Regions from separate parts of the Homo sapiens genome. Here region 2 is linked to region 1. A link is an interaction called in ENCODE POLR2A ChIA-PET data of the cell type or tissue named here. Cell type or tissue: HepG2. All regions are shown on one strand. Links, peaks and the distances in the headings refer to the core of each region. The heading gives the core; the rest is flanking DNA. Region 1 overlaps LOC105373411 (a long non-coding RNA gene). Region 2 has its middle 58 kb from the start of LINC01814.

What was found. Peaks named below come from ENCODE experiments on the same cell type or tissue, not always from the same donor. Only the 100,000 strongest peaks of a DNase experiment are listed, where the experiment ranks them.
Region 2: POLR2A ChIA-PET joins it to region 1 with 11 read pairs; 4 of 35 experiments call an interaction of 5 or more read pairs at or near these places.

What each region holds. Positions count from the first base shown.
Region 1 is chr2:8,624,394-8,627,299 of GRCh38, forward strand. The region is part of intron 1 of LOC105373411 (a long non-coding RNA gene); the gene reads right to left. Among named protein-coding and RNA genes, the nearest start is that of LINC01814, 42 kb to the left of the region's middle. In HepG2, for the core only: no CTCF peak of the experiment used is centred there; DNase peaks (open chromatin) are centred at 828 and 1,168; H3K4me3 peaks cover 1,554 bases.
Region 2 is chr2:8,524,329-8,527,234 of GRCh38, forward strand. No RefSeq gene overlaps it. Among named protein-coding and RNA genes, the nearest start is that of LINC01814, 58 kb to the right of the region's middle. RefSeq lists a cis regulatory region at 702-2,423, enhancers at 906-975, 1,026-1,135, 2,016-2,075, 2,086-2,155 and a silencer at 1,877-2,066. In HepG2, for the core only: a CTCF peak has its summit at 1,312 (motif pointing right); a DNase peak (open chromatin) is centred at 1,353; H3K4me3 peaks cover 721 bases.

The DNA.
Region 1 (2,906 bases), core at 192-2,691:
GGACCTGTCTTTGGCAAGCTGCCCTAATCTAATCAGTGTCTGAACACAGCAAGCAGTGCCCACCCGCAGGACCAGAACACAGAGGAAACCCTTGAAAACTGGCCCAGGACTAAGCTTCCCTCTGAGTCAAGCTGCGTCTCTGAGCCTCTGCCCAGACATCCCAGAGCATTCGGTGCTGGTGCTGAACACAGCCCCGGGGAAGGCGCCCTGCCTCCAGACTCACCTTCTCCTTCTTCCTTCCCTCTTATTGTCCCTCCCAGGATAATTAAACAATAATGATTAGTGCCAAAAAAAACAACATGTCGTTTTCCTGGGGACTCGGTTCTTGAGCTTTCTGAATAAGGAGGCAGCGTTGATCGGGAGAAGTAGGGCAGGGGCAACAACTGGGGCCCTAGAGCAGAGGAGTCTTCCATTTCCTCATCTCTAAAATGGGTCACACATGGTATTTCTGCTGCTCCGGGATGACCCCTCAAAGCAAACTGCACCCGGGATGTCCACTTCAGCTGCTTCGCACCCCGAGGTTACACCTGGTCAGACTGCAGGACTGGCCTTTCTCGTCCAGTCTGCAGCAGGGCCCTTGCCACCCGCCCGGCCGGGTCCAGCAATGGGCCCCAGTGTCATCATTCAGGCCCAGGCCCAACTTCTCCCCAGAGGCTGGAGGGGCTGGGGTGACCTTCTAGGCACATCGGGGCACAAAACAGAAGGCGGGAGATGCACACTACTTCTGCCTAGCAGTCGTGCCTTTCCCTCTTCTGTGGATAAATGAGTCACTTTTTCATTGTCCCAGTACAAATAGAATTTGGCTGAAAGGTCTGGCGTTCATGGGGCTCATTTCGCGTTCTTTTGATAGTTGTATTCTATTTGTCACACATGGTATTTCCTTCCCTGTGGCAGGTGGTTGGGGAGGGGAGGTTCCCACCCCCAAAAGTGAAGCGTAGGGTCTGGAGATTTCCTCACTAATCCACTGAACAGATCCTGATTGAGGGTCTACCTTCTAGAAAGGAGAGAGAGATAATAAATGATAAGCTTGGTACATAAATAAGTTATGTAGTAGGTTAAAGGTCACAATACACAGAAAATAGAAGACTGGGGAAGGTGAACTAGGGGGTGAGGGAAGGTGGGGGCAGGTTGTACATTAAATAGGTTGGTCAACATGGACCTCATCGAGAGATGAGATTACAGCCAAAGCCAGGGTCAACCAAGAGGGACTGTGGGTAAAGACCATTCCTGGTAGAGGGAATGGCTGGAATGAGGCTCCCAGGGGAGAGTGTGCCTGGAGCACGGGCAGAGTCCTCCCCAGTCCAGACATCTGGTCCACCCCTGACCCCCGATTCTGATCTGGGCATCTTCTGGCAACAGGATGGGGGCCAGGCCTTGCCCCCAGGAGCCCGAGCCCAGCCAGGTCTAGCAACTGAGGCCCTGTGTCCCTAGCCTGCCCAGATGTCCACGTGTGACCCACTCCTGCAGAAGCGCTCTGCTGCACCGGGATGACCCCTCAAAGCAAACTGCACCCGGGACGTCCGCCTCAGCTGCTTGGCACTCTGAGTCAGCCTGCAGGACCTGCCTTTCTCATCCAGCCCGTGCCACCCACCTGGCCGGGTCCAGCAGTGGGTCCTACCACCATCGTTCAGGCCCAGGCCCAGCTCCTTTCCAGAAGCTGGAGTTTACGAGGCCATGCCGCTGACCACACTGCCAAGTCGTCCCAGTCACCAGGCACAGCCACCAGGAGCGCTGGGTGGGACCGGAGGCAGCCCTAGAAAACGGGGCTGCCTGGAGGTGAGCAGACTGGTGGACGATGGACGCAGGCCAGATGCGGGGACCACAGATGCGCTGCTGTGAGGACAGAAAACAGTTGCAGGTGTCCCAGAAAGCGTTCCAAAGAGGAAGGCCCTCTCACCCCTGGAGCACGGTTTCCAGGCCCCCAGCCCACAAGGACAGCCCCTCTGTGTCCAGCCCTAGATCCCACTCACACCTGCCTTGAAGCGCTGGCTGTGGACATGCTTAAATCTACTCACATGTGCCTCAGACCTGGGTTGGGGGTGGGCAGGAATTTCCAAAATCTTTTTAGACGGATTCAGATTCTTTTTAGCTATCCAATCCTTTCTTCAAATGAAATGGGGCTCATGAAGAACCCCAGTAGACAGAGCGGGACATGAAGCGGGTTGGAGGGAACGCTAGGACCCTCACTGGAGCACCCACACTCACCCCCGACAAACCCCCCAGGAGACCACGGCCCCCAAGAGCAGGGGTGGCTGCGCTCCTCACAGCCTGTGGCTCACAGCTCACAGCGGAGCTGCAGGCCCAGCTGAGACGAGGCGGCAGAGAGTGGAGTGGATGAGCGGGGTGTGCGAGAGTGTGTCTGTGACAGTGAGTGTGTGTGTGTATGAGAATGTGTGTGAGAGTATGTGTGAGGAGTCTGAGAGTGTGTGTCTGAGAGTATGACTGTGTGTGTGGAGTGTGAGAGTATGTGAGTGTGTGTGGGAGTGTGTGTGGGAGTCTGTGTGTGGGAGTCTGTGAGTGATAGTGTATGACTGTGTGTGAGGGTGAGCATGTGTGTCTGTGTGATAGCAATAGTGTGTTTGTATGTGTATGATTGTGTGTCAGTACATGTGTGAGTGATGTGTGTGTGTGTGTGAGTGTATGTGAGAGAGTGTGTGAGTGTGTGTGTGAGAGAGGGAGAGAGAGAGGGAGAGAGAGAGGGGAAAGGGCTATCAATGTAATTTGCCTCTACAGCTAAACACACAGGCCGTAATCATAGCCATTTTACTAAATGCCCATAAAACTAAAAAACAAATAGGAAACCTCCGGATTACAGGGCCTTCTCTGAGCAGGGAGTGGCGCAATCAAGTGCTATCTGCGCTAAGTCCCAGCTTGCAGTGAGTGACCCAGGAGGCGCGGGTAAACAG
Region 2 (2,906 bases), core at 106-2,605, 100 kb before region 1:
AACCCAGAGAATACAATAAGTACCTATGAGCCAACATCGATATAAATAAATGATTGAACAAATAACAGGAAGAAGAGACAATCCACCCTTAAAGAAGAATTCCAAATAATTTATGTAGTTACCCACCTCTCGAAGAGGTGGAGCATGACTTTCCCTGCCCTCAGGTGTGGGCTGTGTTTGGTGACTTGCTTCCCAAGGGCAGGTCTGAGAAAGGAGTGGGGGAGGAGAGAACTTTGCTGGGAGAAACCCAACAAACACAGCTCAGCCAGAAGCTCAAGGTCATTGGCTGCGATCAGTCCTGTTGATAGGCACGCACCCTTGATTGCATACGATAAAAATGGCACTTCACCTCTGTGGGCTTCTCCCGAGAACCCGTAACCGCGGTCTAACCATAAGAAAAATATCAGATAGCCCAAACTGAAGGGCATTCTACAAAAATACCTGGCCAATCCTCACGACAGCTGTCAAGGTCATCCAAAACAAGGAAAGTCTGAGAAACTGTCATAGACCAGAGGAGGCCACCAAGATGTGACAACCAAATGCAATGTGGGATCCTAGAGGGGAATCTTGGGACAGAAAAAGGCCTTAGGGAAAAACTAGTGCAATCCACATAAACCGTGGCGCTTAGCTGAAAGAACCAACCAATGTTAGTTCCTTAGTGGTGAGGAACGTGCTAGGGAGATGCAAGCTGTCACAATGGGGAAACCAGTGAGGTGTGTCCAGGAATCCTCTGCGTTATCTTTGCAATGCTTCTGTAAATGCACAGCCGTTCGAAACCAAAGGTTGCTAGTTTATAAATACACCGAGATGAGATGTCCCACTATCTTGCTAGGGGAGTCGTTCCCAACTGACCACCCATGAGACTGGTTGGGGAGATTTTCAAAACTTTTCAAAGGCCCTGCCTGGGATGAAGTGAACAAGCATCCCTAGGCCTGCGGCCTGAGCATCAGGACCTTGACAAGATCCCCTGGTGATTCTACCGTGCATTAGGGTTGAAACCAGTGGCCAGGGTAGGACAGGAGTTAATTGCACAGGGCTTCCATGGAGTAAGATGGAGCTGGGAAAGGATGCTGGAACTCTTCAGGCTGCAGGAGAGCTGCATGGAACGGACTGCCGCCCCTCCCCGCATTACCTCTGAAGGGCTCCTTGTTGGAACCTGGACATCTCTCACTCCCCTGTCCTGGGTCAGCCGCTGCTGGCGGGATCAGGTGGTGGAAGGGTTCAAATTTCCCTTGGGTGTTAAAATGCAAAGTGACCCTAACCAGCCAGGAAAAGAGCAGGTGTCCTCTTTCATCCAGCTGGGGTCACTGTCCCCTAAGGGGCCCCAGGCTGGTCCTTCCTGTCTCACTGAGGTCTCAGACCTCATGCTCATTGGGACTTGGCTGAACTCCAGGCCGTCAGCCCAACAGCGCTAAAGCTACAGCCAAGCCGCAGAGAGCCGTGGCCTCCCACGCCCCACGTTGCTGGGCAGAGAAGGGAAGCATTTCAGACAGGCAGGCTGGCCCCTGGCCAGCAGGTCTCCAGATGCCATGCAACACACACCTGAGCAGGGTAAGAGAATAGGTGTGTGTCAACAGTATTTGAAAAAGAAAATAGCTGCACAAATACAGCACTTGTTAACACAGGTGTTTACAGGTGGAATTATTTTTCCAGGGCTGCTATCTCCCAGCCTTCTTTGTGCTTCTCAGCTCACACCTGCAGGGACTTTCCTACGAAGCCAAGGCACAAAGGGGAAGTGGATAGTCCGTATCGATTTTACCACGGAGGAGGTCAGCGATCAGCTTCAGGCCTGGCTAGTTTTCACAGTTTCCCTTGCTGGACTCACTTCCATGTTTTCAACCTGCTCTAACAGGATCTGGCCTGCGCTCCACTTCCTGCTTGGCTAAGGCAGCTGCTGTGACCACCCCAGGCAGTCACAGCAAGAAGCCATTTCCTGGGGCCAGGGCACGCTGGCTACTCTCGGGACATAATTATCTATCTGGTCCTTGTCTCCTCTCCCCCAGGAGAGGCTCAATGTTTGTATATTACAGATAAGGAAACTGACACACTTGTCTGAAGTCACAGGGCTAATAAGTGGAGGATGTTGTGCCGACATCAAACCAGGGAAGAACCCAAAGAGGCAGCTGCAAAGGGCTCCAGAAGTGTCTCCAAGATGACCCCCCCACCACCACCACCACCGCCCACACCAGGAGCAGCAGTGCTCTCTGTGGGACACCCAGAAGCACAGACATTCAACTTAAAATAGGATCTCATAGAATAAAGCAGTCCGTCAGGTGGTAACAAGTCCCAAGGTATTAAAAATTATAGAAGAGAAACTTAATGCCTCTGAACAGCACACTTACAAATGGTTAAGATGGTCATTTTTATGTTACGTGTGTTTTAACACGATTTTAAATTTTTAATTGACACACTTATGAAAGAGAAACTTAAAATGGAGAACGTTCTATTCCAGAGGGAGACCTAGCCAACTTGCATCACCAATTAGCCTGTTTTTGGTAAATGTACCCACTTTTTGCATTCTGAGAGAGAACTCTGTCCTCTGGAAAGACTTTCTCTTAGATGAGCCTTTTAATTCATGCAGATGTGGGCCGGAGTATTTGAGTATTTCCCGTTATATGGGGGAAGCACTAAAAGGTGAACTGCCCTAAATGCAGATTTCTCAGTGTGAGGTTTTAGGTGCTCTGCTTCACATGTAAAAGGCAAGACAGGGGACAGGAGTGAAGACAAGGTGGGGAGGGAACAGAAGAGCAGGCCCTGCTCCCCACCCCCAAGGCAGTGAGGAAACACCCCCACCAGCACCCTCTAAAAGGTTGGCACAGCAGGCAGGCTCCAGGAGGGGATGTAATCCTCCTCAGTAAAGCTGTTGAAGATGGCTGCCTGGGGACGCAGGGAGGGGCTCAGTCACA